2 separate regions of the Homo sapiens genome follow, and region 1 is linked to region 2. Evidence: read pairs that join two places in POLR2A ChIA-PET (ENCODE). Cell type or tissue: B cell. All regions are shown on one strand. Links, peaks and the distances in the headings refer to the core of each region. The heading gives the core; the rest is flanking DNA.

What was found. ChIA-PET counts read pairs that join two places held together with the same protein. Peaks named below come from ENCODE experiments on the same cell type or tissue, not always from the same donor. Only the 100,000 strongest peaks of a DNase experiment are listed, where the experiment ranks them.
Region 1: POLR2A ChIA-PET joins it to region 2 with 8 read pairs; 2 of 35 experiments call an interaction of 5 or more read pairs at or near these places.

Annotation. Positions count from the first base shown.
Region 1 is chr6:25,026,618-25,042,034 of GRCh38, reverse strand. LOC102724765 (a long non-coding RNA gene) reads left to right here and starts at 5,894. Exons shown (of 2, transcript NR_187803.1): 1 at 5,894-6,053. It also overlaps a transcript of RIPOR2 not described here and the pseudogene RN7SL334P. RefSeq lists an enhancer at 14,344-14,583. In B cell, for the core only: no CTCF peak of the experiment used is centred there; DNase peaks (open chromatin) are centred at 5,924, 6,444 and 7,434; H3K4me3 peaks cover 2,365 bases; H3K27ac peaks cover 3,547 bases.
Region 2 is chr6:24,794,433-24,809,849 of GRCh38, reverse strand. It overlaps RIPOR2 (RHO family interacting cell polarization regulator 2), which reads left to right. Exons shown (of 22, transcript NM_001286445.3): 21 at 43-133; 22 at 3,377-5,566. The coding sequence ends at 3,477. It overlaps ARMH2 (armadillo like helical domain containing 2), which reads left to right and starts at 10,933. Exons shown (of 2, transcript NM_001282492.2): 1 at 10,933-11,257; 2 at 12,013-12,515. The coding sequence starts at 10,993. The coding sequence ends at 12,440. It overlaps LOC124901280 (a long non-coding RNA gene), which reads left to right and starts at 14,014. Exons shown (of 3, transcript XR_007059510.1): 1 at 14,014-14,100. In B cell, for the core only: no CTCF peak of the experiment used is centred there; no DNase peak of the experiment used is centred there.

The DNA.
Region 1 (15,417 bases), core at 3,703-8,702, 230 kb before region 2:
TTAAGTTTTCTTTTTCATTTTTATACGTCTGGACTTAACTTCCAGGATAGCTGCAAGACCCTTTTGTTCCTTTGCCATGAGCAGGTTTTAGGCCGCTCTGTTGGGACCATGGTGTTACCTTCGCGATTACACTGGATCAGAAACAGGCCATGGAGGGACAGGATCCGGAGGCGCCAGCTCAACCGTGAGTGTCCCGTCTGGTGTTACCTACTCTCTGCCTTTGTTTTCCACACTTTCCCGCAACACACTCATTTCTTGCCCTCTGCAAATCTTCTCCAATCTTTCCCCCTTCCTCCTCTCTTCCACTTTCCTGTGCTCCGTTTTCCAATGGACTTTGGTATTTTTTTACCGACTCTCTCTCTTCCTATTTCCTTCCCAGCCCTATCCTAATTAGAGGTAACTAGATACATTTTGTTTCAAGTGGTGAGCAAGACAGGGCCACAGGGCCTCTTTTCTTTATTTCTCCAACCAGATGGAAAATACAAATAAATATTTACATCGGTCAAGGAGTCATGTGAATTGGAATTTTTGTTTATTACAGTGGGGAAAAAAATGGAACATCTGAATCAAACAGGTTATCAGCAGTGTCGCTAGATGAGGTGAAATTCAAGGATCAGTGAGTCATATTTCCTTTAAAGGGCCCAATTGTATGCTTCTTAAATTATCAAACTCACAACTGAGTAGACAGGAACTCTAACCAAAAGGGAGTTTTTAGTGCTGGAGTAATCTGAGAATGAAAAAGCATTTCCTATGTATGCCAAGACCATTTCTCATGAACAAGTAACAAATTTGTGTGTGTCTGTTTTTAGAGATGTTTATTTATCTCAGATGTCAGCAAATTCAAATGGGTGGAGGGCTGGGCTGCTAAGAAGAATGAGTGAAAGGGGTCTGTTTTCACAGGGGTAAGGAATAGTTCACTTTCTTCCTGTCTCTGTTGTGAGAAAAATGATAGTGAAAGCATGATGATAAATGACAACTGACATTTGGCCTCAATATGAGGTAGCAATAGGCAGTGGTAGAGGGTGCAGCAAATGGGGAAATATGTGTCCCATCATAGTGGGGCACCCACCATTCAATGCCATCAGATTGTTTCCATGAGGAATGGGGTAGAGGTTGGTGGATTTTCCAATTTTTCAAAAAAAGCAGGCAGATGCGGTAGCTCATGCCTGTAATCCCAGCACTTTGGGAGGCCAAGGCGGGAGGATCATGACGTCAAGAGATCGAGACCACCCTGGCCAACATGGTGAAACCCTGTCTCTACTAAAAATACAAAAATTAGCCGGGCGTGGTGGTGGACGCCTGTAATCCCAGCTACTCAGGAGGCTGAGGCATGAGAATCACTTGAACCCAGGAGGTGGAGGTTGCGGTGAGCTGAGATCGTGCCATTGCACTCTAGCCTGGGCAACAACAGCGAAACTCTGTCTCGAAAAAAAAAAAAAAAAGCAAGAAACACTAATTTCTATGTGAAAGCTCTCAAGTTTAAATGTTGGCAGTTTATTCTTTGAATTTTAAATATGTAATACCAATGTTCTGAGGCAACGTGTGACAACTGTGGACCACCAGTAGCCAAGCCCTGGTTTATGTGCTAGGTGTTGTTCTCATTAGAAGTCCATCACACAGGCCGGGCGCGGTGGCTCACGCCTGTAATTCCAACACTTTGGGAGGCCGAGTTGGGCAGATCACCTGAGGTGAGGAGTTGAAGAGCAGCCTGGCCAACATGGTAAAACCCCATCTCTACTAAAAATACAAAAATTAGCCAGGCGTGGTGGTGGGCACCTGTAATCCCAACTACTCAAGAGGCTGAGACTGGAGAATCGCTTGAACCCAAGAGGCGGAGATTGCAGTGAGCGGAGATTGTGCCATTGTACTCCAGCCTGGGCGATGAGCGAAACTCCATCTAAAAAAAAAAAAAAAGTAGAAGTCTATCACACAGTGTTCTTTATGCCTAGATGCCTAGTTATATGTTGGCAACTCTTCCTTATGTGTTAAAAGCCCCTGGTATAGACAATTAAATTAAGATGAATGAGTGGCTTAGGAACATGTATCCAAAATAGTCACAGTCTACTAGTTTCGGAGGCAAGCTGAGCTGGTTGGATTCCAAATGACAATTCAAAGACAAGCAAACAATTTGCATCAAGCAAAATACTTCTTTTTCTTTGATATAATTGAAGAAGCCATCAGTTTTCTCTGGGCCTTTACCTTCTTGATCATGTTTCTTTTACTTGCGCGTACCTTAAATTTAAATTCCAGTTTTTATGAAACTTCATTCTATATCTGTAGGAAATTAGTTGTGATCCTAAGTTTTAATCCAATACCTCCGTTATGGAATCCGTCACTGAGAAAAGCTGGATTATGGATCTGCATGGTTTCACTAGTATGGATGGGAAGTCGGCCTATACTCTTAAAATAAGAGTTATCAGAAAAGCCTGCTTTACTACAGAAATTTCACTTAAATTTTGAGACTAACATCTGAATACTGTGCTGATTTCTGCATGGTTTTAATATGAAATGATATATTAATAGATGTTGAATGTAAGCTCAACATTAAGCAGGCTGGTCCTGACCTCTTTGGCATAATGCCTAAGGAGGGAATTCTGATATTCTTCCAGGATGGTCAAGAGCCCTGCTGCATGAGAGTCAGTGTGAGTTAGAAACAGGAACAGGATCAAGTGACATTTTTGGAGGGTTGCATTTTCCAACTCACAAAAGACCTGTGCATGTTTGCAGGCAGCGAATCAGAGAAAGTGGAAAGGGAGAAAGAGTGAAGACACCTGCGAGGGAAGGACGCTTATCACTGCAAATGTCAGCCTGCAAGGGTGGCCCTCAACAATATTTTGCAGCTGCTAAAATCTGCTTTGATAACGTTTCCTGTCTTCTTTCTCTGAAGCTTTTCTCATAGGTCAGCGTTTCCTCCAACTTGGGGACTCAAGTTATATAATCCTTTGGGGTTATTTTGTCATTAAGAAAAATAAATTAGTAAACCCCTTTTCTTTAAATACACAGAGGGACCTTGAATGGCGATAGGAGGGACATGTGCCACCACTGTCCATTTCCATGCCCATGCAGACATTGGTAATCAACCACAGCTCTCTCCTTTTTCCCCACGGGGGCCAGGCCCTGGCTTGGAATCCTTTCTAATATAGTGCCTTAAGCTGCCATGTCTAATCAATTAGAATTGCCTCACTGGTTGAAATTTATGTTTGTTTTCTAGTGCTTTGTAACAAATTACCACAAGTTTATTGCCTTAAAACAACATACATTTTTTATCTCACAGCTTCCATGGGCATGAATTAGCTGGATTCTCTGCTCAGGGTCTCCCAAGGCTGCAATGAAGGTGTTCTCTGGGGCTGCAATCTCATCTAAGGCTCAGGGTCTCCTTCCAAGCTCAATGGTTGTGGGCAGAATTTAGTTCCTTGCAGTTGTAGGCCTGAGGCCTTCAGCAACTAAAGGCCACCCATTGTTCTCTGCCACATGACCCTCTCCATAACATGGTAGTTTGCTTCCTCAAGGCCAACAAGGGTCTTTTGCTGCTTATAGACTCTTCTTTAAAGGGCTCACCTGATTAGGTCAGGCCCACCCAGGATAATCTCTCTTTTGATTAGTTAAAAATTGACTGATCAAGGACTTTAATTACATTTGAAAAATCCCTCATTTTTGCCATATAACATAATCTAATCACAGAAGTAAAATCTCATCATATTTATACCCAAGGTTCAAGAACTATACAGAACCTGTATGCCAAGGGGCAAGAATCGTGGGGCCATCTTCAAATTCTGCTTACTACAAAACCTAATTGTCATCTTTGCAATAGAACTTCGATTTTGAGCTACTGGAAAGCTTTAGGTTTTTTGTTTGCTCATTTGTTTGTTTTTGTTTTACTTTTTATTATGAGAATTTTCAAACATTCAGTAAAGTTGAGAAAATAGTATAATGAATCTTATATATCTATCACCTAAATTTAACAATTATTAACATTTTGCCATATTTGCTTCATCTAATTTCCTGTTGAAACATTTAAAAATAAATCAGACATTATGACATTTTAGTAAGAGCGTCTCTAAAAAATAAGTACATTTTTCTACATAACTGCGTAATAAAATTAACAATGATCCCCACATATTATTTAATACCCGGACCATATTCAAATCTCCCCAGGTGAGAACAAATCCTTAATAAGCTCTGCATGCCTGTAACCCTTAGTAAAATACCTGGTACCTCATCTACTCAATAACCGTTTGGGTTCCATCAAAATTAAACTCATAGTAAAGCAATGGATCCCAAAGTTCATCTTCCCTAAGCCTTCCTCACTTCTTCCTTTCACCCCCAGAATCTGTAATGAAATATTTATTTTCTTTTCTAGTCCATAGCAGTGTAGTAAAAAAATAATAATAATAATCAAACCAAGGTATGAGAACGGTAATATGTTACCCTTCTTAGGGATATTTGAATTTTAAAAGAGGCCAAAGGTCACTACAAAGACACACATGTGTGATACTGAGCAGACATTCGGGAGAAGGACCTATCTGGTGTCCTGTAAACCCTGTCAAGCTGCTTACCTGTGACCTGCCCAGGTAAAGAGGAGTATAGACACAGCAACAGCCCGTGGGTGCCTGGGCCTTCTACATGATGACAGCAGGGTCAGGGCAGGGCACGGGAATGAGGGGTGGGCACAGATAACTGAATGCCCCGAGAGCCTTTCTTTCCTTTAGTCTGCCACAGTTGGGGTGGGCGATTAAAGGAAAGAAACCCTGAAAAGTATATAAGCTTTGACAACCAGGAGATTTGGCTTCAAATCCTGCTTCTACAACTTCTTAGCTGTTGGCCTGTGGGCAATTTATTCCACCTCCCTGAATGCCCACTTCCTCAACCTTAAAATGCTTATTACAGTAACACCCACCTCCCATTGTTATTGGAGGGGATTAAAAGACATAAAATATGTCAAGTGCCTAGCACAGTTCCTGGCAATGTAGCTATTGGGAGCTGAGGGCCTAAAAATGGTAATAGTGGCATTTGAGGCAGTATGAAGGGCTTACCATTGCCACCTCCACATTTTTTCCCAAAATAATGGGAGACATGTCATACTGGAGAAGGCATCCCCATCTTCCTCAGCCAGGCACCCTACCCTCACATTCAGCTGGCTTACACCACACCACACAGGAGGCAACACAGATACACTAGGGAAAAACTGATCTTGGCCCCTAGGGGTGTGACTCCTGTTCTTCTGGGAAAATGGAGTGTTTGCCCCCACAGAGGATCTCCAGGCTATTTTCAGTACAAGTAAATGCAACCAGATGACAGAGCCCACTTGGAACTTGTTTCGCCTCTTTAAAAAGTTGAACTCTAGCCTAGCGTGGTGGCTTACACCTGTAATTCCAATGCTTTGGGAGGCTGAGGTGGGAGGATCACTCGAGGCCAGGAATTAGAGACCAGCCTGGCAACATAGCAAGATCCTGTCTCTATAAACATTTTTTTTTAAGTTAGTGGGCATGGTGGTGTGTGCCTGTAAACCCAGCTACTCAGGAGGCTGAGGCAGGAGGATTGATTGAACTTAGGAACTGGAGGTTACACTGAGCTATGATCATGCCACTGCACTCCAGCCTAGGTGACAGCGCAAATGCTGTCTCAAAAAACAAAACAAAACAAAACAAAAACCCGTTGAACTCTGTTAGGTAGAGCTTTGATGGAGGCAGCCACTGGTTAGCACTTTTTGTGGACTCCAATCAGAGGAATGGAAATGAGTTTTCTCTGTCCCACTGAAAAGACAACAGTGACAAAGCTGATATGCACTTGAGATTAGGGAATCTGCTGTCTCAGAGATACCACTGGCGACTTCCTCCCAGTGTCAATGTGACTTAATTGTCTTGTTCTGCTTCGCCGGCCATTCTCCTGACTCAGTGTGATGGCATTCTTAATTGTGACTGGGCAAGGGGACCTGGTCAAGCAGCAGTCTGAATCCCACAGACGATGCCCTGGACTGTGGTTGGGGCTGTGGGACTTCGAAGGAGGGCTCTCCTGTCTGCCACCATCCTGGGTTGACAATTCTACACAAGGAGGTAAGAACCCAGCTGGCTATTCCTCACTGCACGTGCAGCTCTGGAAGGCACTCTGATTCATAGAAACAGTCTTAGATTTTCTTCTAAATACCACTGTCTTCAGATGAGAACCTGAAGGCAAGATCTCAGGGAGACAGAGGGGCCCGGGATAGGAAGAATATGTGGGCACCTCTCCCACAGTCCTCCATCTGCACAAGGCTACCCACTCTGCAGATGGCCCCTGCTTGCAGAGAGATCCAGCGTCAATTTACAGAGCAGCCCAGCTTCCTATCAGCTTTCTGTCCTGGCTCACCTGTTATCTGGCAAGGGTCAGGCCTTGACCACACTCATGTTTCTCCCCCGGCCTCCTCCACTCTGGGATTTTGTACCGGTATGGGGAGGCACTACGGTTGCAGATTTAGCTTTTCAGCGTGGATACAAGCACCCAAGTGTCCCAGACCACAGCAGAAACCGTGTTGCTGCCGTTTCCAACCTGCTGATTTGGTCTCTTGCTGCCGTTCTGACCAACAGAATTGCTACTGACTGACAAATCCCTTGTGCTGCGATTTTAGGCTTCAGGCTGGGCTTCTCTGCTCTGAAGTGGAGAAGGATATACCAGGAAAATTCCTCTCTTGGTTTCTGTTTCTTTTAAGCTACAAGCTTAAAGATTTGAGAGGAGGTCAGTGAGGAGTTTACCCCAAGTATAAAAAAGAAAGAAACCTTTTAGAACATTCTGTATAATTCATAGGTCACATATTTTCCTGGGTTTCAGTCTAGACACCTGCTAAGTTTATCCATTAACAGCCTCATCCCAGACAACAGGCGGCTGGGCCCCACAAAGCCTGGGTTTCTCCCCAGTTCTGAATCTTGTTTACCAACAGCTCTGCCAATTACAGAGAATGCTTTTTGTTTTAGGGACCCTAGTGTTTATACTGGCATAAAAATTATTTATATACCTTCAAACATGTTGTTACCTATTTTCTCATCATTCAGAAGAATACTTGCTTCTGTAGAAGGCTTACCCTCTTCCTTCCTGCCTGAATGATTAAATCCATGGGTACAATTGCCAAATGTCCAATTCCAGTTTATACTGTCAAGGAAGAAAAATGATGGGAAACTGGAGAATGGAAGGTACTTTGAATAATTCAGGGAGGTCCGTTGGTTGAGAAAGTGCTCTCTTTGTATGTACATGATCTGGACAGATATTTTAGCTGTCTCCAGCCGAGGATGGACAAAAGAGAGGGTGTGGAGGGAAAAGGAAAGGAGAGGAAGAAGCAGCAAATACAAATACAGCTAACAAACATAAAAAAGAAAATGAAACCAGCAGAGGGATTAGAGAACTCAGAGCCTCGATGGATTCTGAAGTCTGTAATTCTCAGGTTGTTTGTTTGATGAAGGATCTAAAGAGCCCAAAAGTTAATCACTAGAATGATAACTTGGTCTCTGGTTGGTAACAGAAAATTACCAGAATAGCAAATTTTCTCAGAAGCATTAAGCTAGTGTATCAAGTTGGGGGTAAGGAGGATCTTAGGGAATGCAAAGCATCTTGAAATATGTTAGCCTAGATTCAACCCACTATGTGAGTACCAGTTTTTCCTCTGAAATAGCAAGATCCAAGAAATTGTTTCACTGCGTAAGAACATGTTAACTATATACACACCCCTTACCCCCTCCTACCCTACCCACCCCCCCAACAGTTGTCAAAACTGTAAACTTGGGCAGTAGCACTGAAAAATATGTCTTGATTTTGTTTTCATCTAATACAAAGCTAATATGCGCATGTTGTATAAAAATCAAACAATACAGAAACATACAACAGAGAGAAAGTCATCTAGAATTCCCAGCCCTCACCCCGTACAGCGTAGCACTCCCATTTCTTTTGTAAAATATACTAAATATATATATATATAAAACCTTTTTGTAGTTTGTTTTAAAACGTTACCAATTCTCTATACATTCAAAAATAAAATTAAATAAACAAGTATGAGAAAAAATGCAAATTGAATGCAAACAGAAACCAATGAACTGTATTTCAAATGAATAGCACAACTACATGGAAGAAAAAGAAAAGAATTAATCCAAGTAACATTTGAACACAATACTTTGGCTAAATATCCTCAGTCAAAAAACCAAAAAAAAGAGAATAAAATAATAAAAAAATCTTAAACTCTGTTTAGCAGATTTGTTTTTTGTAGACCACAGTTATAACAATTCTAAAACTATATTGTGTATTGTAGAACTAAGCAAACAAGTACCTACAGGATGTGTTGGGAGCCTGTAGGATGTGTTGGGAGTTCTCATTGTGGGAGAAGGCAGATACAAATATAAAATGAGTGAAGACAAAAAAGAATCCTATTTGTTGCCCTGGAATTAGAATAATCTAGACAGACAGACAGACACAGATACTTCCTAGCTCTGTCCACTAAAAGGATCTAGAAGCAGTAATACCCAATAGCAATGAGCAACTTAGTACCCAGATGTTGGTTTTTAAATATCACTCACACCAAATGGAATGAGGGCTTCTTGGAAAAATGCTGATACCAGGGCTGCAGCAGTTAAATTACAAGATGAGGCTGAAACACCTTGTGCCAGAAAATAAAGAAGTGCTCAAAAAATTAAGGGAATCTGTCAAAAGGACTGGGGAGCTGCCTTGGAGGGGCTTCTACTGGCAAAACTGGGACACTGTGAGCATCAAATAAACAATGATGTTAATAGATTATAGCCCATTAAGTTAAATATCCATTTTTTAAATGTTAAAAATAAGAGCTAAAACCATAAAACTTTTTTTTTTTTTTGAGATGAGATCTCATTGTGTCACCCAGGCGTGTGGCGCCGTCGCGGCTCACTGGAGCCTCACTGCAGCCTCGAACCCCTGGGATCAAGCCGTCTTCCTACCTCAGCCTCCCAAGCAGCTGGGACCACAGGAATGTGCCACCATGCCCGGCTAATTTTTAATTTTTTGTAGAGACAGAATCTTGCTCTGTTGCCCAGGCTGGTCTTGAACTTGTGGGCTCAAGCAATTTTCCCATCTTGGCCTCCCAAAGTGCTGAGCTAAATATATTTTTAAGTGGGATCAGAATAATACCATGTTCTACAACTTACTGTTTCATTTCACAACATAACTTGGGTACCTTTTTATGTCAATAAATAGCAATACATTTCTTCAAACAGGATCCATATACCCAAATCCAAATGAAAGCTTGTAGAGTTTGGGACACTTTAAGTGTATCTAATCTGAACCACTTAAATATTAAAAAATGATTATAATTGTAAAGCGGATTGTATTGGTTGGGAATTGAACCGTCCACGTACTTACTTATGGAGGCCTGATGTCTGTGACTCTCCAGCCATGCTGTGCTGCTCTTTCTGTTTCCAGCTGGAAACTGGGCTATTTTAAAGGTCAGGGTAATCGGGAGAAGGTATGCATATCTATTATCAAAAAACTATGCCTCACATACTCTTTGAAGGGGAGATCTTTTCATCCTCCACCAAACAGAGGGCGATTTGGAAAGAAGACCATTTCCAATCCCATCAAGGGTTGGCTCCAGGGGTGCCTGGTTTCTGAGGCACCAGAGAGGTTCTTGTGCTTGGGAGCAGGTGGCTTAGTTCTTATCTCCATTACAGGGTGGGATGGAAAGAGGCACACAAAGCCTGAGCCTGCAGAAAGAACCAGGCAATATCAAGAAAAACGGAGTCTGAGATACTTGCTAACACTTTGAATTGCTGCTGTCCAAAGCTTGTTCCCTGAGGTTTGTTACAAATTGAGTGAAATTAATCCAATCCTTCAATTTTCAAGCAAGTGAAAAAAAAAAAAACACCATAAAGGATTCGCTTGCTGATACCGCATCAAAGGGAGGACAGTAAATTCATGTAAGTGAGTCGGCAAAGAACCCCAAGAGCTCAGCTCTTCCCCTCTGGACCAAGGGAAACTTTACTCCTATTAGGATGGTTTGAAGGGGAGAGGGAGAGTACTCTTGAACTCATCAGAGAGTATGAAAGCAAGTGTATGGGTCTACAAGCAACCCTCTAAATGGCATAGGTGGTGAAGAAAATACATTAGATGTATTTTCAAATGTTTTCCAACATTTTATTATTAATACGTTTCACATATAGAAAAGTTGAAATAATTATACAGTGAATATACTAAATATATATATAACCTTTTTGTATTATATATAATATATATGTTCTATGGATATTATATATATTCTATGGATATCCATAGAATATATATATATTCTATGGATATTTTATATATATATATATATATATATATATATATATATATATATATATATATATAACTACCACCTACATCACATACCTAACCATATACCTATCTATCAATCCTTTGATAAATCTTATTTTTAATGCTTTAAAAATAAATTGCAGACATCTGTATACTTTATTCTAAACACTCATATATATGTATATATATATATATATCAGTCAATCTTTGTTCATAGTTTAAAAAAATTTTTAGTCATGTTTATTGAGGTGTAATTACATAGAGCACAGCATACTTTTTAGTGAGCAGTCCTATGAGTCTTGACAAACACCTATAGTCGTGTAACCACCACAACAATGAAGATATAGAAGAGTTCCATCACCCCAGACATTCCTTCATGCCCCTTTGGAGTCAATCCTTTTCCCCAGCTCTTGTCAACCAGTGATCTGTTTTCTGTCCTTATCATTTTGGCTTTTCCAGAATATCTCATAAGCCAGTTACAGTGGCACAGGCCTGTAGTCCCAGCTACTCGGGAGGATGGCTTGAGCCCAGGAGTTCTGGGGTATAGTGTGCTCTGCTGACCGGGTGTGTGCACTAAGTTTAACATCAATATGGTGACCTCCTGGGAGCGAGGGACCACCAGGTTGCCTAAGGAGAGGTGAACTGGCCCAGGTCAAACACAGAGCAGGTAAAAACTCCTGTACTGGTCAGTAGTGGGATCGTGCTTGTGAATAGCCACTACACTCCAGCCTGGGCAAGTGCAATTGCAAGACCCCGGCGCTGGGTGCAGTGGCTCACATCTGTAATCCCAGCATTTTGGGAGGCAGAGGTGGATGGATCACCTGAGGTCAGGAGTTCGAGACCAGTCTGAAAACACGGAGAAACCCCGCCTCTACTAAAAATACAAAATTAGCCGGGCATGGTGGTATATGCCTGTAATCCCAGCTACTTGCGAGGCTGAGGCATAAGAATCACTTGAACACAAGAGGCAGAGGTTGCAGTGAACCGAGATCACGCCATTGCACTCCAGCCTGGGCAACAAGAGCCAAACTCCGTCTCAAAGAAAACAAACAAACAACAACAACGAAAAACAGCAAGACCCTATGCCTTTTAAAAAAAAGCCAGAATATCTCATAAACAGAATCATACAGTATGTAGCCTTTTGAGTCTTGCTTCTTTCACTTAACATGATCCAAGATGTTGCATGCACATTTGTTCCTCTTCATTGCTGAGTAGTATCCCATTATTAGATGTATTCTTATAAAGTATAGTTATTTGCAAGTGGTAAGAACTCTAATCACCAAAAAGCATGAGTAAACATGATCATCAGAGGGGACAACCCCCAAGTTCTGGGGCACCCCAATTCTATCCATAGCTCTGGTCCTCTCTCAGGGGAAGCTCTGAGCAAACGAGGGACTCTGAACCCTCTGAATCCCACTCCACCTCATGTGTACCCTGGGAATATCATCAGTGGCAACTACGAAGGGACAGTTTATTCAATCAGCAGTAAATGATTATGATTCAGAATGTATTAGGCCAGTCGTCAACCCTACATTTTTTTCTTTGACATTGTATATGATTATACAACCTGTACAGAAAACAGAGATCTTTTCCCCCCATTTAAGACCTGCAGCCAGGCTGACACAGACAAGCAGAGGTAGGAGGATACAGAAGAACAAGGATGGGAGAGAGGGGAGAGACACTATAGTGGAGGCTGTAACGGTCCTGTCATGCTAAGACCAAGTTATGGAGGAACCACGAGTCCCACTAGGTTTGAAGAGCTTTCTGGCTGTCTAGTTCTCCCACTCCATTTTCTTTCCCTACCTTGAGTTAAAAGTGTGTTTTCAATCTAAAACAATAACATCCTGCACACAGAAGGGAAAGAGTGAAAGAATATCTTGATCTCTTAAGAAAAGCATATAGTTTAACTTCATGTTTTTAACCCAGCTTTTAACTGAGTAGCCCAGACATCATTATAATTCCCTCAAAGGACAAAAAAATCAATTTTCTTCTATTTCCCCACAGCAGTTACAAAATGAAGATATCTGGTTTTTTTAAGATGAGAAGCATAATCTTCAGGGTAAGGCTACATAGTTTTTTTCCTTCGCCCTCACTCCCAGTGCTGTCTCTATTTCTGTGTCATCTGAGAAGTGATGTGGGGCACGGAGGGTCCCAGCTCAGGGTATGGGACTTGCTTCCTGGTCTTGCCCCTGCTCATCTGTGAGGCATCAGTCAGACCACTCACTCTCTCGGTACAGTCAATACATGAACATTCCTTTGTGTCCAGGCCAGAGTTTGTTCTTGGTTTCCTATCCACCCCTTTTTTCATTACTTCTTCTTCTTTTTTTTTTTTTTTTTTTTTTCTTTTTTGAGACGGAGTCTCGCTCTGTCGTCCAGGTTGGAGTGCAGCGGCGCGATCTCGGCTCACTGCAGCAAGCTCCGCCTCCCGGGTTCACGCCATTCTCCTGCCTTAGCCTCCCAAGTAGCTGGGATGGAGTCTTGCTCTGTCGCCAGGCTGGAGTGCAGTGTCGCGATCTCGGCTCACTGCAACCTCCACCTCCCGAGTTCAAGCCATTCTCTTGCCTCAGCCTCCCGAGTACTTGGGACTACAGATGCGCGCCACCATGCCCGGCTAATTTTTTGTGTTTTTAGTAGAGACGGGGTTTCACCATGTTGGCCAGGATGGTCTCGATCTCTTGAATTCATGATCCACCTGCCTCGGCCTCCCAAATTGCTAGGATTACAGGCGTGAGCCACCATACCCGGCCCTCGTCATTTCTTTGAGGGCACCCTCTCCCAGCACTCTGCTGCCTCCAGTTGTACTGAACAATGGTGCCTTCTCTCAGTCCTAGACAGAGCTCCATTCTCAGGGCCTTTCCTTACCTCATCCCACATCAAATCAGATCCACTATTCCCCATACTTTCCCACCCTGGTGTGGACCAGATGAAGGGCCCTAATGTGTCAACCTGATAAAATTGATTAAAACTTCACATTCTTAGTGGTGGAAGTGATTTCACATGCATTATCTCATTGGAGACTCACAACTACCCTGAGGAGCTAGAAGGATCTGTACTATCCCTGCCCCCCAATTTTTTTCTTATGTGGAAACTGAAGCTCAGAGAGAAAGGAGTAAGACAGTACATCTGTCATTTATTTGGGGTAGTATTAGTATCAGGCATTGTGCCAGCTCCCCTATTGGGCATTATTTCACTTAATCCTCAGTCCAACCCTATGAGGTTGGTAATTGTATCCATTTTGCAAATGAGGAGGCTGAGGCTCAGAGAAGTTAAAGGACTTATTAAAAGTCACAGGCCACAGTGTGGCAGAACAGAGCCAACATTCAGACACATGTGTACAAGTCCAGAGCGGGTTTTCACTGCTGGAACTAGGACTCAAGCTCAAATCAATCAACTCCTAATTTTATGGTTCTTCCAGTGGCCACCCTCTCTATTCAGAAAATGCACCCTACCACCTATCCCCAAATCTCAAAACATGGGCCCGGTTGAAATGCACACAGCTCTGGGAGTCTCCTAGAGGCAGAACAAGGGCTGGCGATGTCTGAGGGCAGCTAAGGAGATATTTGGAAATCTACTGGAAACTGCATCTTCCTGCGCTGTGCTAGATGTCCAGGTATCTGAGAATACAGTGAAGGAAAATTAACCGAATGTTCAAATCTCTACAGAATGCCTAGCTTGAGTCCCTGAATACTTTTTTATGCAGGACGAGGGTGGTAGGGGCCACTCAGAAAGAAATCTGAACACGCAGAACCCTCGGGCTTAGAGCTGTTAGGGGTCATAGGCAGCCAGCTCACTTCCAGCGGACAGTGCCCACTCCCCTTTCTTCTCAGAGCCCAGCCAAGAAGGATGGCTCAGCGGCCCGACTGGAGCACCTCTGCCCTCCTCGGCTCCTGGGCGTGTCTCCGGGGATTCCTGTTCGGTGATGCCCTGACCCACGGAACTTGCCTCTTCCCTCTTGTTCAGTCGGTTTACCAACCTGGGGGCGTCTGCGGATCAAGGTGTTTGAGAGGCTGGGCTGAGGTAGAGAAGAGGGTGGGGCAGGAGCACCTAAGTCGCTCAGGGATTTGGTGACTCACACGAGGGGAGGGGGGCCCTCTTTCTCCCCAGCACTGGGGGCGCCCAAGGCTGTTCCCATGCTTAGCAGAAGATGCCCCTCTCATCCCCCAAGGGGCCTGCTCGGAGTGTGCCACCTGCAGCATGGCCACCACGAGGCCGGTTATGTATTTATTTCCTGGCAGAGCTGAACCCCAAACGCTTTTCCTTCTGTGCCGTGCGTGAAAGAAACAGAAACCGCTGCACAGCATGTCTATGTTTATACCCTGGGCCCTGACCCTCCCACAGAGGCCAGCTCGTAGACTTTTCTTTCGCAGCCTGGGGATGGGTTTGTACTTCACCCTCGAGCGCCTCCCCCTGGGAACCCGCAGAGGGCTGGGTGGCTGTGCAGTCCTGTGTGCTAAGTGCTTTTCTTCGCTTCTCGATGCTTGGGCCGTCTTGTAAGCAAAGCTAGGTGAATCGAATCCACCCCTACGCGATTGTCGTTTGCATTAAGTAAGATAATGCACGTGGAAATATTTTGTGAGCTATGCAGTATCACCTAAATTATTTTTTATTATTATTTTAAAAATAGAATGCATCAGCAAGTTCTTAATGAGCTTGCTTTTTTGTTTTAATATTTGGAAATTGGAACAGCTACTTATAGGAGACTTGTAGATCCCAGAATGTGCCGTTTGCCTGAGTGGTTTCTTTTGGCCTTGCTGTGTCAGGACTTGTGAGGCTTGTGAGGTGATGTCAGCAAATCAGCACAGACTCACACCTGAGGAGCCCGGGAGTGGTCTAGGGCCTGTGGAGCATGGCAGAGTGGCCTCTTCTCAGCCTCCTCTCCACTGGAGGGCACTTGAGTTATTATTTATTTCCCCCAGGCCTCAGCCTCTTAGCTCCTGCCAACTTCCTTTCAGAGGCATTCCTGCCATATGTCCCAAGATTTTCCTCTGTTTACCTCCTTTAAAGTTGTCATGGTCTTGAATTTTAGACCACCGTAATCTCCGTTTGACAATGAATGGTCATAAATTCAAAGAAATTGCAGGACTCTTATTCTGAAATTCATATAAATGATTTCTTTATAAGTACACATAAAACTCT
Region 2 (15,417 bases), core at 4,240-9,239:
CCTAAATGTCAAAACACGATTTAACCTATTTTTCCCCCATAGGCTACTGAAAGCATTAAAATGCTGGTGACATTGTGTCAATCTGATACTGAAGAAATCAGAAATGTGGCCTCAGAAACCCTCTTGTCTCTGGGTGAGTTTTATTGTTGTTGTTTACATGATTGTTTGCTTCTGGCACTCTCTAACGGATGTTCCCATTTAGATGTTCCCTTCTCCAGTAAGGAGAAGTTTCATGTACCCTGTTTAGCAGTTTCCCCGCTGTAGGCTGTCTTCTCACACACAGAGTACGAAGAACTGATCAGTGTCTATCTCACCCCAACTCCTTGTTCTGTCTGGATGCTGAGAGTGAACTATATTGTCTGGAGACTTTCTATATGGATTGATCAGTCTGTGTACTATTTAGAATCAAGAACACAGAAGTCAAACCATAAAGCAAAGGCAATAGGAATCCAGGCTGTGTTGCCAGGTGGGGTTGACATTCCCTGGAGGACAGAAATTGGGTGAGGTACCAGAGATGCATCCCAGGGAATGCTGTAAATCCCCAGGTATCTCAGCCTCACCCTGACTCCCAGGTTAACCTCTGACTGCCCTGTGGCCTCTGCCCATCTGAGCCCTGATACCTAAGAAAAGAATTGGAGTACTTATTTTATTCTGAAATATCCAGATAATCCTTCCTCTTCACTTTATTTTATGAAGGTTCATGCCTAGCAGGCATTATACATTTATTCTTTTTTGGGGACTTGGGAGGGTGGGGAAAGCCTTTCTTAACTCTGTATTAAAAAGTATAAATAGCTGGGTTTGGTGGCTCACCCCTGTAACCCCAGCACTTTGGGAGGCCAAGGTGAGTGGATCACTTGAGGTCAAGAGTTCGAGACCAGCCTGGCCAACATGATGAAACCATGTATCTACTAAAAATACAAAAATTAGCCAGGTGTGGTGGGGTGCACCTGTAGTCCCAGCTACTTGGGAGGCTGAGGTAGGAGAATCACTTGAACCCAGGAAACGGAGGTTGCAGTGAGCTGAGATCATGCCACTGTATTCCAGCCTGGGTGACAGAGCAAGACTCTGTCTCAAAAAAAAAAAAAAAGAAAAAAGTATAAATAATTATTATAAATAATTTTACTTCAACAACACAATCTTAAAGTATAAAAACTATGCTCCTAGAAATCCTCAGACATAATCCAATCAATACTGCAGCTTAGAAAAAAGCTACCCTTGTTTAGTGATACTAACTTAACAACATGAAGAAGAATCTCATGGCATTTATAATCACTGTGAAAATCCCATTTATTGTTAGGCCCTCTTTCTTACAATTATGGGTTTAACAAGGCTTCATTCTGCTATTGAATATATGATTTCTTCCACAGAAATCTTAGCCAGTATATATTTGTTTAAAGAATAAAAGTTATTCCTTATGGTTGTATTAGGCATAGAAATTATTTAATTCTCTAAAAATGTACCAAGGTATTATTAGTTTAAACTCCTTTATCCCTTCATATTCTAAAATAACCATGAAGGTAAGCCAGGCGCTTATAAAGCATAGCCAACGAAGCTTCTATTTCCAGTGTAACCTAAGGAAGCTGATCCTACAGAATGTGCCCCGGGCCTCACTGGAGCTGTGCAAACAGCAGCATCTCCAGAAGCCATCACCATACCTGCTTCACCTTAGCTCTTCATGCACACTGCTCATATCAGCCCTGGGCCCTCTCACACCACCAGTGTGCAGTGCTCAACACTGGCTGCACATTTGCCAGGGAAGCTTAAACAATCTACTCCCAAAGATTCTGCTTTCATTGGTCTAAGTGTTCCTTGGCATCAGGATTTTTTAAGGATTTTTTGAAGCCTCCCAGGTGATTCTAATATAAAGTTTGAGACCCCCCTGAAGTCAATATTATGAATCTTCTTTGACCCTAATACACAAATACTGGCACATTTTTCTCTTACACAAATGACTGAATTAATATAGTGAGGATAGTATTTTCAATAGGAATTGATAAAATGCCCTATGACAAAGGGCAGAAGGTCATTGCGGGCACTTAAAGGACTCAGGGCTGCAACTATTTACCAACTAGTATGGAATGATTTCGACATTTTAACCTAGAGCTGTCCAACAGATCCCTCCATGGTGATGGGATTGTTCTATATGCGCACTGTCCAGTATGACAGCAGCCATCCTAAATGGCTGTTGGGCTGTTCACCTTTGCCACCATGGAGGAACTGAAGTTTTAAGTTTACTCAATTTTGAGGATAGCTGCTCCTTGACTTACAATGGGGTTACATCCCAATAAACCCGTTGTAAGTTGAAAATACTGTTAAGTCAAAAATGCACTTAATACATCTTACTTGCAGAACATCATAGCTTAGCCTAGCCTACCTTAAACATGGAGTCTCTCTCTATCACCCAGGCTGGAGTGCAATGATGCAATCTCGTCTCATTGCAACCTCTGCCCCCGAGTTCAAGCAATTCTCCTGCCTCAGCCTCCCAAGTAGCTGGGACTACAGGTGGATTCCACCACACCCAGCTAACTCTTTTTTTGTATTTTTTGGTAGAGATGGGGTTTCACTGTGTTGATCAGGCTGGTCTCAAACTCGTGACCTCAAGTGATCCACTCACCTTGGCTTCCCAAAGTTCTGGGGTTACAGGTGTGAGCCACCACACCCAGCTGAACTTCTGATTAGGCACAACTATTTCCATCTTTGTCTCACTTGCATTACATGTATGAAAGCCTGCTTCTTATCACTTGTCTTTGCATTTTATTTTCTCATTTTCTAAATCATTTTTTAAAGTAGAAAAATAGAACAAAACATTAAAATTATTTGCAATTGCATCCTAACTGTTCAAGGTGGCGTTACGGACAAAACTGAACTAGCTGGTGGCTGGTAGAAGGCATCTCTGTATGTTTACATAGTAAAAAGTAATTTTTAGCTGAAGTTTGAAAGCCTAAGATTGATTTTACCACATATCATTTAGATGTATCGATATATAATGTATACAAGTAAAAGTTATGTAAAAGTTCAGTGCATTAGCCATATTGAAATCCCTAATGTACTTAAAATATAATCCATACAATTGCTCTAAAATAAATCGATTATATGAAATCATCAACATCAAATGGCCATAAGACTTCTACTCTGTTTCATACCCTGGCATTCTTTTGGTCTCTGGCATTAATTAGCTCAAAAGTTCTTGGTTGTTCTAAGCATTACCTGGAAAACAATGACATAATTAGGAATAACAAAAGATAACTTTTCCTTACCAAAAGTTAGCATAGCATATTATAGCAACCCATCCCTAAACAAATGGCACTATGTTACTTTGAGTAATTAATAAAAACGTTGTTTGAATTGGTATTCATGTTTAATGTTCTGTATTTAGGAGAAGATGGGCGGCTGGCATATGAACAATTGGACAAATTTCCTCGAGACTGTGTTAAAGTCGGAGGTCGTCATGGAACTGAAGTTGCCACAGCCTTTTAATTACAGGTTAACTGCCTAACAGCTGTCTTAATATCTGGCCCTTTTCATCAGGATGGTGCTGTGGTTTGGGCTGGAAATTGTTTAGAGCCTGAGAGACACGACAACTGAAATAAAAATGTAGGCCAGGTGCAGTGGCTCATGCCTGTAATCCCAGTACTTTGGGAGGCCAACGCAGGAGAATTGCTTAAGCCCAGGAGGTTCAAGACCAACCTGGGCAACATAGCAAGGCCCTGTCTCTACAAAAAAAATAGTTTAATTAGTCAGGCGTGGTGGCATGCACCTGTAGTCCCAGCTACTTGGGAGGCTAAGGTGGGAGGATTGCTTGAGCCCAGAAGATTCAGGCTGCAGTGAGCCATAATTGCCCCACTGCACTCCAGACTGGGTGACAGAGCAAAACCCTGTCTCAAAAAACAAAACAACAACAACAACTAAAAAAACATGTTATAGAAAGAATTCAGAGTCTCGTTTCACAGTACCTATCTACTTTTCCTTTGGCCAATATAGAATAGGGCTATGGTATAATTCAAATATATTACATCGTCGATTGTGTCTAATAATACTCAGTGAAAGAGTCCATCTTATCTTAATATGTATGAAATTTAAAAATAGCCATCTTTGTACTTTTTTGCAAGTTTCTCTATAAGCTTGAAATAGTCATGTGATACTTCGACAAACATCATATGCCTTGCAGTTTTTCTCGGTCGTGTTCTCAGGGTTGAGTAGTCCCCTTAGCTACCTAACTTTACTTTCAATACAAAGCACAAAAAAGAATATCTTCAAATAAAAGTTTGCCTGCAGAACCTGGCAAAATGACCCATTAGGAGAGTTTAGATGTTTTAATTTTATGTGCTCCCAGCTACTCTGGAGTCTGAGGTGGGAGGATCACTTGAGGCAGAGGTTGCAGTAAGCTGAGATTACACTACTGCACTCCAGCCCATGTGACAGAGGAATGAGAGCCAGTCTCAAAAAAAAAAACAAAAAACTCCCATAATTTATTTTGTTTCTTTTCCCCATCCTGAAAATTCCCAAATCATGTTTCCATTATGGAAAAATGATAAGTAAATGACTAAGAACTACATTAAGATTATGCCTATACACTTAAACAAAAAACTCAAAGCTTATGCTTTTTTTTTTTTAATTAATGAGAGCTATTTTTTATGATATTCTTACCATAGGGGTGTTTTGCTGCTAAGACAAATCAAAACCAAAAGCTGTAGATTCACAAACCTGTGATGCTCTTTGAGGTGGAGGAACCTAGAAGTCAGAGAAATCCTAATGGAGTAGGAGTGGAGGAACATTTAAAGTGGTCCCTCCTTCTGTAAAAATGACCGTGGGATTAGAAAGAAGGACATCCTGAGGGGTGGTTACTGCCCCCAGGGAAATCACTCACTGGTAGGATTCCCTGGCCAAATAGTTCAAACATCAGGTCCCATTATTGCTTCAGTATCAGAGATGCAAGTTCATTAAGCAAAGTACAAGACCATTCAGTAGCTCTTATTAAAATATCTTTTCTTCCTCTAAAGAGTGTACAAGGTGGGGTATGCCAAGGTATCAAAACAATATATGTGAGTGTAATTTAAACTGTGGAATATCAACTGTACTATGGACGTGTTTGTATCATTTAGATGTCATTTTAAATATTTACATTTTAGCAAGACTTTTAAAAAGGACTCATTTCATTTCAAAGTGCAAATTGTTTGCCAGGCTTCTGGCAAATGGTTCTTTCAACTGTGAACTTATCGTGTACATATCTGTATATTTATAAATATTATATATATTCATACATCCTTCACTTTAAAGGTACATTGTACAGTCTGTAGTTAGGAGGTATAGCCTATAGCTTATGTTAAATGGTTGAAATGGTTCTTTTTATAGAAAGTCAAACACAGATGTTACAGGATTTTGTGTTTGGTTTGTCATTTTTTTATTTTTTATTTTGACTATTGCATGAGTAATTAATTCCAGATCTTTTGTATTCACTTCTGTATTTTATGTTTGGTTGAGGGGTGCTTTTAGTTGTGTGGCATTTGTATTCATTGATCTTTCAGTCATGTAAGTTAAAATAAAAATTATTTTTGAATTACTAGCATCATGTGCAGTCTGATGTTATTTTTTTTCACATGCCCTTTCTGAGTTGGTATTTACAGAACACACTGCACCTCATTTTCACCTTTATTTTATTTTATTTATTTATTTTGAGACGAAGTTTTGCTCTTGTTGCCCCGGCTGGAGTGCAACGGTGCGATCTCGGCTCACCGCAACCTCCGCCTCCCGAGTTCAAGCGATTCTCCCACCTCAGCCTCTCGAGTAGCTGGGATTGCAGGCATGCACCACCACACCCTGCTAATTTTGTATTTTTAGTAGAGATGGGGTTTCTCCATGTTGATCAGCTGGTCTCGAACTCCCAACCTCAGGTGATCTGCCCGCCTCGAGCTCCCAAAGTGCTGGGATTACAGGTGTGAGCCACCACAGCTCGTGCTTTTATTTTCAATTTGAAATTCCTTTATCTCTAAATAGAGATAATAAATCTCAGTTTGTTGTAAAGCTAATTGGAGAGAAAACAGCTAAGTTTCACTGTTGTATCTATGAGCAGAGACTGTGAGCTCCTTGAGGGCAAATAGGCATGGTGGCTTACCCCAAGATCGTGCCACTGCACTCCAGCCTGGGCAACAGAGTGAGATTCTGTTTCGGGGAAAAAAAAATAAAAAGTGCCTTCACTGATTTGTGTATGTTCTGTTCCCACTCAGACCCCACCAGCATCATCACAAAGAAGCCCTTGACTTTCAACTCTGACAGTATTTACCAAGTGACTCGTTAAATACCAGTGATTGCTTTTACTGAGTCAGTGGTACAAACATTTTCCTCTATAAGGTTTGCTACTATACTGTTTAACTAAATTGCCTTAGTTACTTTACAAAATTGTAAAGTAAAATTGTAAACCTTAGTTCACTGAAAAATGCCAGTACTTCTCGCTGTATCAGAAAAACTCAAATAAAATACTTTTATCCCTGACTTTTCCTGGAGACAGTACCTCTTAGTAAACAAATATTATCTTTTGATTTTGAGACAGTCCTAAGTACACCTTGTTCAAGGAATAATAATTGTTTGCTAAAAATTAGAACTCTAACTTCTCATGCATTCAACAAGTATTTGTTGCTTACTTACTATGAACGAGGTGTATGCCAAGGACTGTTCTTGGCACTGGAAATAGAGTAGTAGAGAAAAATAAAAGACACAACAATCCCTGCCCTCCCAGGCCTTATATCCTGGCAAAGCGAAGACAACAAAGCAGAGAAGGGGAAAAATGATTGCACAAGGTGGGGTGAAGACAGACACAGGGAGAAAGCAAAGATCACAAGTTTAAAGAGAGTAGTCAGGGGCCGGCACAGTGGCTCACACCTGTAATTCCAGCACTTTGGGAGGCCAAGGCTGAGGATCCCTTGAAGCCAGGAAATCAAGACCAGTCTGCATGGCATACTGAAACTCCCATCTCTACAAAAATTTTAAAAACCAGCTGGACGTGGTGGCGTGCACCAGTGGTCCCAACTGCTTGGGAGGCTGAAGCAGGAGGATTGCTTGAGCCCAGGAGTTTGAGGCTGCAGTGAGCTACGATCGTGCCACTGCACTCTAGCCTGGGTGACACAGCAAGACCCTGTGTCAAAAAAAAAAAAAAAAAAAAAAAAAGGAGTGCAAAGGCCTCACAGAAAATTACATTTGAGGAATGACCCGAGGAGCTATTGGGATGAGTCACGTGGATTATCTCTGGGAAGAACCTTCCAGGCAGAGGCAACTGGAGGCAACTAAAATATTCCTCTCTAAAATGCTGGAGATTATAGTGAAAAGGTTAAAACAGGGACATATTCTGCCACTCCTTTCTGCCTTGGTCAGCTCATAACCAGAGCTCAGAGACAGCACTGCCAGAGGACCCAGGAACAGACTTTACTCTTCCCATCAACTTACCTTCAGGCATTTTCTCACCTTTCGGAAGCCTGAAGATGGTCTTTTCTTTGTCTTGTCACTAGATAGGATTCATGGCTCTTAGTTAAAATGCTATTTAAGCAAAGCCCCTAAGCCACTGCCTAGAGAGAGAAATACTTTGGAACTGAAGTCTCTCCTGCACATTGGGTACAACACACATTAATAAACTTCCGTTTATTTTTCTTTTGTTAATCTGACTTTTATTTTCAGGACAGTGTCTCAACTAAAAATGTAAAAAGGGGAAAAAAAGAAATGATGTTTTCTCCCCTGCACAACAGTAAGTACAAAAGCCTTGAAAAGAGGCCATGCTTGGTGTTTTGGATTTTCTAGTACCCACACTTAAGACAAAGAAAAAAGAACAGGTGATATTAATTATAATAATATATTTTATTTAACCTAATGTAAAACATTTCAAAATATGATCAATATAAAAATTATTGAAATATTTTACAGTTTTTCCTACTAAGTCTTCAAAGTCCAGGGTGCATGTTGCACTCACAGCACATCTCAACTGAGACTAGTCACATTTCAAATAGCCATGTGTGGCTACCTTATTGGACAAGGAAGGTCTGTTTTTCCCAATTGTCCCAGTAATACCCTTTATAGCATACACAAACACACACACAGAGAGACACATACACACGTGTTTATGTACAGAATCCAAGCAGGGATTACATTTTTATTTTTATTTATTTATTTATTTTTCAAGATGGAGTTTCGCTCCTGTTGCCCAGGCTGGAGTGCAATGGCACGATCTCGGCTCACTGCAACCTCTGCCTCCTGGGTTCAAGCAATTCTCCTGCCTCAGCCTCCCGAGTAGCTGGGATTACAGGCATGCGCCACCACGCCCGGCTAATTGTGTATTTTTAGTAGAGACGGGGTTTCGCCATGTTGGTCAGGCTGGTCTTGAACTCCTGACCTCAGGTGATCCGCCCACCTCGGCCTCCCAAAGTGCTGGCATTACAACCATGAGCCACCACCGCGCCTGGCCATTTATTTTTTTATTTTTTATTTTTTGGGGATGGAGCTTCACTCTTGTCACCCAGGTTGGAGTGCAATGGCATGATCTCAGCTCACTGCAACCTCTACCTCCCAGGTTCAAGTGATTCTCCTGCCTCAGCCTCCTGAGTAGCTGGGATTACAAGCGTGCACCACCACGCCTGGCTAATTTTTGTATTTTTAGTAGAAAAAGGGTTTCACTGTATTGACCAGGCTGGTCTTGAACTCCTGACCTCAGATGATCCACATGCTTTGGCCTCCCAAAGTGCTGGGATTACAGGTGAGAGCCACTGCACCCGGCCTACATTTTTATTTTAGTTGTCATGTCTCTCAGGCTCTTTTAATCTAGCAGAGTAACCCCAATTTTTTTAAGCCTTCACACATTAAAATATTTGAAGAGCATATGTAGGTATATTCTGTAGAATGTCTCAAATTTGGGATATGTTTTAAAGTAGAGCCAGTACATTCATTGATAAGTTGAAAATGAGATGTGAGATAGATAGAAGCCAAGGATGAATCTAGAATTTTTTACCTGAACAACTAGAAGGATGTAATACCATCTTCCAAGATATAGAAACTGAGAGGCAGCCAGTCTAGGGAGGAAGACCTGGAACTCTGTTTTGGACATGTTAAAACTGAAAAGCGTCTTGGACATTCAAATGGGGATATCAAGCTTGTGACTGAATACGAGTCTGGAGTTCAGGTGAGAAATCCAGTTAAAGATATAAAATTGGAGCAGGCGTAGTGGCTCATGCCTATAATCACAGCACTTTGGGAGGCAAAGGTGGGAGGATTGCTTGAAGCTAGGAGTTCAAAACAGCCTGGACAACATAGTGAGACCCCCATTTCTTAAAAAAAAAAAAATTAAAAATTTGCTAGGTGTGGTGGCCTACAGTCCCTGCTACTCAGGAAGTTGAGGCAGGAGGATCACTTGAGCCCAGGAGATCAAGGCTGCAATGAGCTATGATTGGGCCACTGCACTCCAGCCTGGGCAACAGGGGAACATGTCTCAAAAAAAATTATATATACATATAATTAATATATATATAATATATAATATATATAACTGGGAGTCTTCAGCATATGGGTAATAGTTAAAGCCATAAACTGCTTGATCTTATCTAGGAAGTATAGATAAAGAAAAAAGGACCGGGCATGGTGGCTTACGCCTGTAATCCCAGCATTTAGGAAGCCTAGGTTGGTGGATTGTTTGAGCCCAGGAGTTCAAGACCAGCCTGGGCAACATGGCAAAACCTCATCCCTACAAAAAATTTAGCTGGGCATGGTAGTGTGCACCTGTGGTCCCAGATACTCAGAAGGCTGAGGTGGGGGGATCACCTGAGTCCAGGAGGTCGAGGCTACAGTGGGCCAAGATCATGCCACTGCACTCCAGCCTGGGGGACACAGACAGACCATGACTCAAAAAAAAAAAAAAAGAAAAAGAAAAAGAAAAGAAAAGAAAAGAAGAACACATACAAAGACTGATGAGCCTTGGGCCCTCCAATATTTAGAGGTCATAAGAAGAGGAACCAGTAAAGGAAAATGATGAGTGGCCAGGAGGAGAAAAATTAGGAGTGTGGTATCTTAGAAGCTGGGTGAAAAGTGTTTCAGAGAGAAAGGAGTGTCAAATGTCAAAGACTGACAATTCAATGACCCTGACAGGCAATGTCAGTGGAGTCATGGGGTTGAAATCTTGTTTGGAATTCATCCAAGAAAGAATGAGAAAGACTGGAGATGGTGAGTATAGCAGCTCTTTAAAGAGCTGTACTGTAAAGGAGAGCAGGGAAGTGAATGTGCAGTCGCTGTGGGAAGAAAGCATATGAAGTCAAGAGAGTTTTCTTTCTTTAATGAGAAAAAAAGCACAGCGTGTTTGTTGATAATGCAAAGGGTCCAGTTGAGATGGAAAAATTACCAAGATAAGAGAAGAACCGAAGAGCAACATCCTTGAGTGAGGTGAGAGGAGCTGATTGACATCTACTGCACAAACAGAGAGGGTATCCACAGTAACAGGAGGAAAGACAGAGTCTATGGGTACCGTAGACGCAGATAGGTGGGTGGATGCACTGGTAAGAGTTATGCAAGTTCTCTTTTCATTGCTTCTATTTTCTCAGCAAAATAAGATAAATCTATGATGTAGAGAACTCTCTTTGGGTAGCAAACAAGCAAAAGAGGTAACAATACTATGAAAGATCAATGGAAAGAAGCAAAGTACATGTGGGAATAATCAGACTAGAACGGGCAAGTTCCAAATATACCCTGCCTGAGCAAAGGTTCAAAGACAGTAGTGAGATTCATGCGCATTACGGGAAACAAGTTTAAGTTGAGGTTTTGTACACCAGAGAAATGAAAGTAAAATTGTTTAGTCCAAATAGTAGAAGGCTTTCAATGACAAGCTGAAGAATTTAGGCATATATTGCTTTCCCCTGGTTTGTATATTCCATTCCACAGTGTTGCTAAGTGATGCATTCCAGAGTTCTTGACTGTGAACTCCTGTGACTGCCAGTGGTGTACCTGAAGGACCACTGGCCTTTTTACACAATGGCTAACAGCCGATTTTCTTGTACGCAAATTTGGGTTAAGATGTATGGGTATTTTGCGGGGCTGTGTCGGCGTCTCCAGAAATTCTGGCGTGTCACTGTTAAGGGCTTTTTTGTTAAGAAGAAGGAAAAAAAAATCCCTTCAGCTGAGACTTATTTTCATGAGGAAAAAATTGTTGTACTTGGCCAAGTGTTGATGAATGAATCTCTACCCATTGAGAAGAGAGCTCAAGCTGCCCAGAAAATTGGACTGCTGGCCTTCACAGGTACTGATCTAAATGGCTGTGCTAAAATGAGTGTTTCACGACACTCATTTTATAACACTGTAGTTTAGTAATTTTTCTTAGCTGTAATCTTAAAATTCTGATAACATTTCATTGGATGAGGGATATTTGCTAAGCGAACACAACCAGGTTTTATTCACCTTGAAATACTCACTCTTGGCCAGGCACGGTGGCTCACGCCTGTAATCCCAGCACTTTGTGAGGCCAAGGTGGGTGAATCACCTGAGGTCTGGAGTTCAAGACCAGCTGATCAACATGGTGAAACCCCGTCTCTACTAAAAATACAAAAAATTAGCTGGGCATGGTGGTGCATGCCTGTAATACCAGCTACTCGAGAGGCTGAGGTAGGAGAATCGCTTGAACCCGGGAGGCAGAGGTTGCAGTGAGCTGAGATCGTGCCATTGCACTCCAGCCTGGGCAAAAAGAGCAAAACTCCGTCTCAAAAAAAAAAGGAAAGAAAGAAATACTCACTCCTGGGTGCTTGCTTAAAGGAACCAGGGAGGAGACCAGCAAGCAGAGACCTTCCCAGGTTTTTCATATCACTGCTTGCTTATCAACACACACTTTCTGGTCTTCATGGCAGCAGCGTGGGAGGTGGGGGAAAACGACAGGAAAATTCAAAGTATCCAAAGTATCCTCTACAGGGCAACAAGAATATGAACATATAAGCATTCCAAAGTGTTACTAGCTAATAGATACACCAAATACTTCTGGAAATGCAAATGCTTGTTTTACAGGAGGACCACCTGCTGGGAACTTTGCAGCTGAGTACATGGAAGAAGTGGCTCACTTGTTGCAAGATGAGGAGTTGGCACCAAAAATAAAGATCCTGCTGCTCCAGAGTGTGGCATGTTGGTGTTACTTAAACCCTGTCAGCCAGAAAAGAGCCAAAAGTCTGCAATTTATTCCTATTCTCATTAGTTTTTTTGAAGGCAGATTCGAGTCTACTATCAAAAGTGAAACAAACAGCTACCTCCTCCTTAAATTTTGGACTTGTTACGTTCTCTCTGTCATGACATGCAATAACTTGTCTTGCGTCAAGGAGCTTAAAGACCACAGTGCTCTAAAATATCATTTGCAAATGTTGGCTGCTGAGAATTGGTCTGGATGGACAGAGAATTTTGCAGAGGTGCTGTATTTCCTAATTGGTTTTCATAGGAATTAGTTTCTCTAAATCCAGTTACATGTTGCAGCTCTCTGTGTATTACCCTGGAAAACTGAAATAAACAATAAAAATCGATGTTTTCCTTTGTAGTTGAAGAGTTCTGTATAGATTTTCATACAGTTAACTGCAATAATCAAACTTCAGAAAAGAAATGCTGTTTAAAATTACCTCGTAGAGAGAGCCCATTGAGCTTGCTCATGAGTGTATTCTTTCCCATTAGGAAATAAAGATGTTAAAGCACGCAGTTAGATACAATGCGGAATATGAATGAAACCACCTTTGCAAAAATGATGACAGTGAGAAAAATCTGACAGCGAAAGAAAGCTGACCTCACTGACGCCATCTTGCTTCTAACCTCTAAGCTGCCCTTGTTCATTCCTGGGCATAGGCCAAACTAACTTTGGGAAGAATTTAGTTCATAGTTTAACTATGAAACAAAGATGATTACCTAGACTCTTCCCTGAAACAAACTCCCTCCTTGCTTGGGGACCAGACTGCTTTTATAAAACTAACACATTAGCCACAGACTGGAAATTATGGCTCAGGAGTCATACAGCCAGAGGCCACAAGATTCCAACCTCCCCGGTTGCACCTACAGATTAGTATTGAAAAACCTAAGATTGGTATTTGAGGTATTTTTCAGATCCTGCATTCTGATGGATCAGCTGGCACCACCCAGACTGCCAAGCTGGGTCTTCTGATCTTATGGTCACCAACCAGCAACTGACTCAGCACAAGAGGACAAGTTCCAGCCCCCTATGATTTCATCCCCAATGGAACCAATCAGCATTCCCCATTCCCTAGCCTCTTGCCCATGAAACTATCCTTAAAAAACCCTAGCCTCCAAATTTTCAGAGAGGCTGATTTGAGTAATAACAAAACTCTGGTCTCCCATTTAGCCAGCTCTATGTGTCTTAAAATCTTTCTCTATTGCAGTTCCCCTGTCTTGATAAATCTGCTCTGTCTGGGCAAAGAGCAAGAACTCATGGGGCAGTTACATGAATACTTGTAAAATTACAGAACTGGAATTATTATTTTTTGCCATCTATTATACGAAGGCTAGAGAGAATGTCTATCCCCAATGTCTACCATTAAATCATGAAACTCTTATTTTCTAATATATCTTTTTTTGAAGTTGATTAAAAATATGTATTTTACAACTGATTTCCCATTGGAAAAAATATGCTGGTAATTTTTTTTAACCTTGTGCTTCTGTGTAGTAAAAAAAAAAAATTATTAAAAGTGAAAAAAAAAGACCTCATAAAAATTAAGTTCATAAAATTCTGAAATTCATCAGAAGATGCATCATGTATATAACTGTTAGGAGCAATGGTGCACTTTGGGAGTTACTAGATGATATTAAACCAAGGCACTCAGAAAGGCCAAATCCTAGCCCCACCCACGGCTGCCTCCTTCAGCAGGCACTATTGACCCACCTGAATCCTTTCAGCCCTATTTCAGTACAGAACCTCCGGTGGTGGTGCTTTTGAGATGGTTCTCCAGCTATCAGAGCATGATCTGGTTGCACATGGGGCTGACTGGGAATTAGCACTAGAATTAGCACTCCTCTTGCCTACCTCCACCTGCAGCAGCCCGCAACTCCACTGGCACAAACGTTTGGATGGAGATGGAGCGCGTGTGTTCCGACACCTAAAGTTAGGTAGGCTCTTAGATTTTCATAAAAAGATGTTATTCTCTCTGTTTTGTCTACTAGATAATCTGCCACAGAATACCTGCACTCTATGTGTGTTAACCAACCTCATCAAAAGTTTTATTCGAAAAAATAATATTGGCAGAAAAGTGCCTAAGGGATATGTACCTGATTCTCTAACTACACCTGCCTCTAGCTTCAGTTGCAACCATAACATTGAATTATGTACTTTCATCTTTCACAGACTTGCTTTGACTGAGCTGTGCTTTAGTGTTAGGCACAGAGGGGGCTATTTTAAAAAATGTCGTGTAGATTCGTGATCCTCACTTGTATTTGGGATAGGAATGTTGTGGAGGATGCTAATCACATCATCAGATGGGGTTTCCTTAAGAAGGATCTGGAGGGGAATTTTCTCAGATCTTAGACCAGAAAAAGCTATGTTCTGCTGAGCAACTGTACATTTCCATACTTTGTGGTTTTGTGAAGTATGGAATGTAGAGTTTCTCAACTAGAATCTAGTTGATAGGAATACATTAAGGGTTGGAAACTGGAAGTTCCATTTAGATACTGAATTACTGCCAGGAATTACTTTTTTTCTTTTTTCTTTCTTTCTTTCTTTTTTGAGATAGCCTCTTACTCTTTCACCTGGGCTGGAGTGCAGTGGTGCAATCATAGCTCACACCACTGAGCTATGAACATTATCAAGACAGGGGAATTGCAATAGAAAAAGAGTTTAATACATGTAGAGCTGGCTAAATGGGAGACCAGAGTTTTGTTATTACTCAAATTAGCCTTTCTGAAAATTTGGAGGCATAGATCATACATAACCTTGAACTCCTGGGCTCAAGCAATCCTCCTGCCTCAGCCTCTCATGGAGCTAGAGTTACAGGTGGAAGCCACTATGCCTTGCTAATTTCTTTTTCATATATATATACACATATATGTTTACACACACGTTTTTAAAATAGAGATGGAGTCTCGCTATTTTGCCCAGGCTGATCTCGAACTCCCAGGCTGAAGCATTCCCTCCTGCCTTGGCCTCCCAAAGTTTTGGGATTACAGGCATCAGCCGCCAGATTCAGCCTTTTAATGCTTTTAAAATTAAGTTTTTATTTCAAAGTAATGCACGTACACAGTTTAAAAAGTCAAATAATGTAAGGCCTCTAGTGAGAAACAGCAGTCTCTGAGTCCCTTCCCCATTTACACTCCCAGAGGGAATCATCTGAATTGTTTCAGTTGTTTCTTCTGGTATTTATTTACCTTCATATTTCTAAATAATTTATATACATTGTTAATTCTTGTCTTTTTTTTTTCAATTTTGGGGAT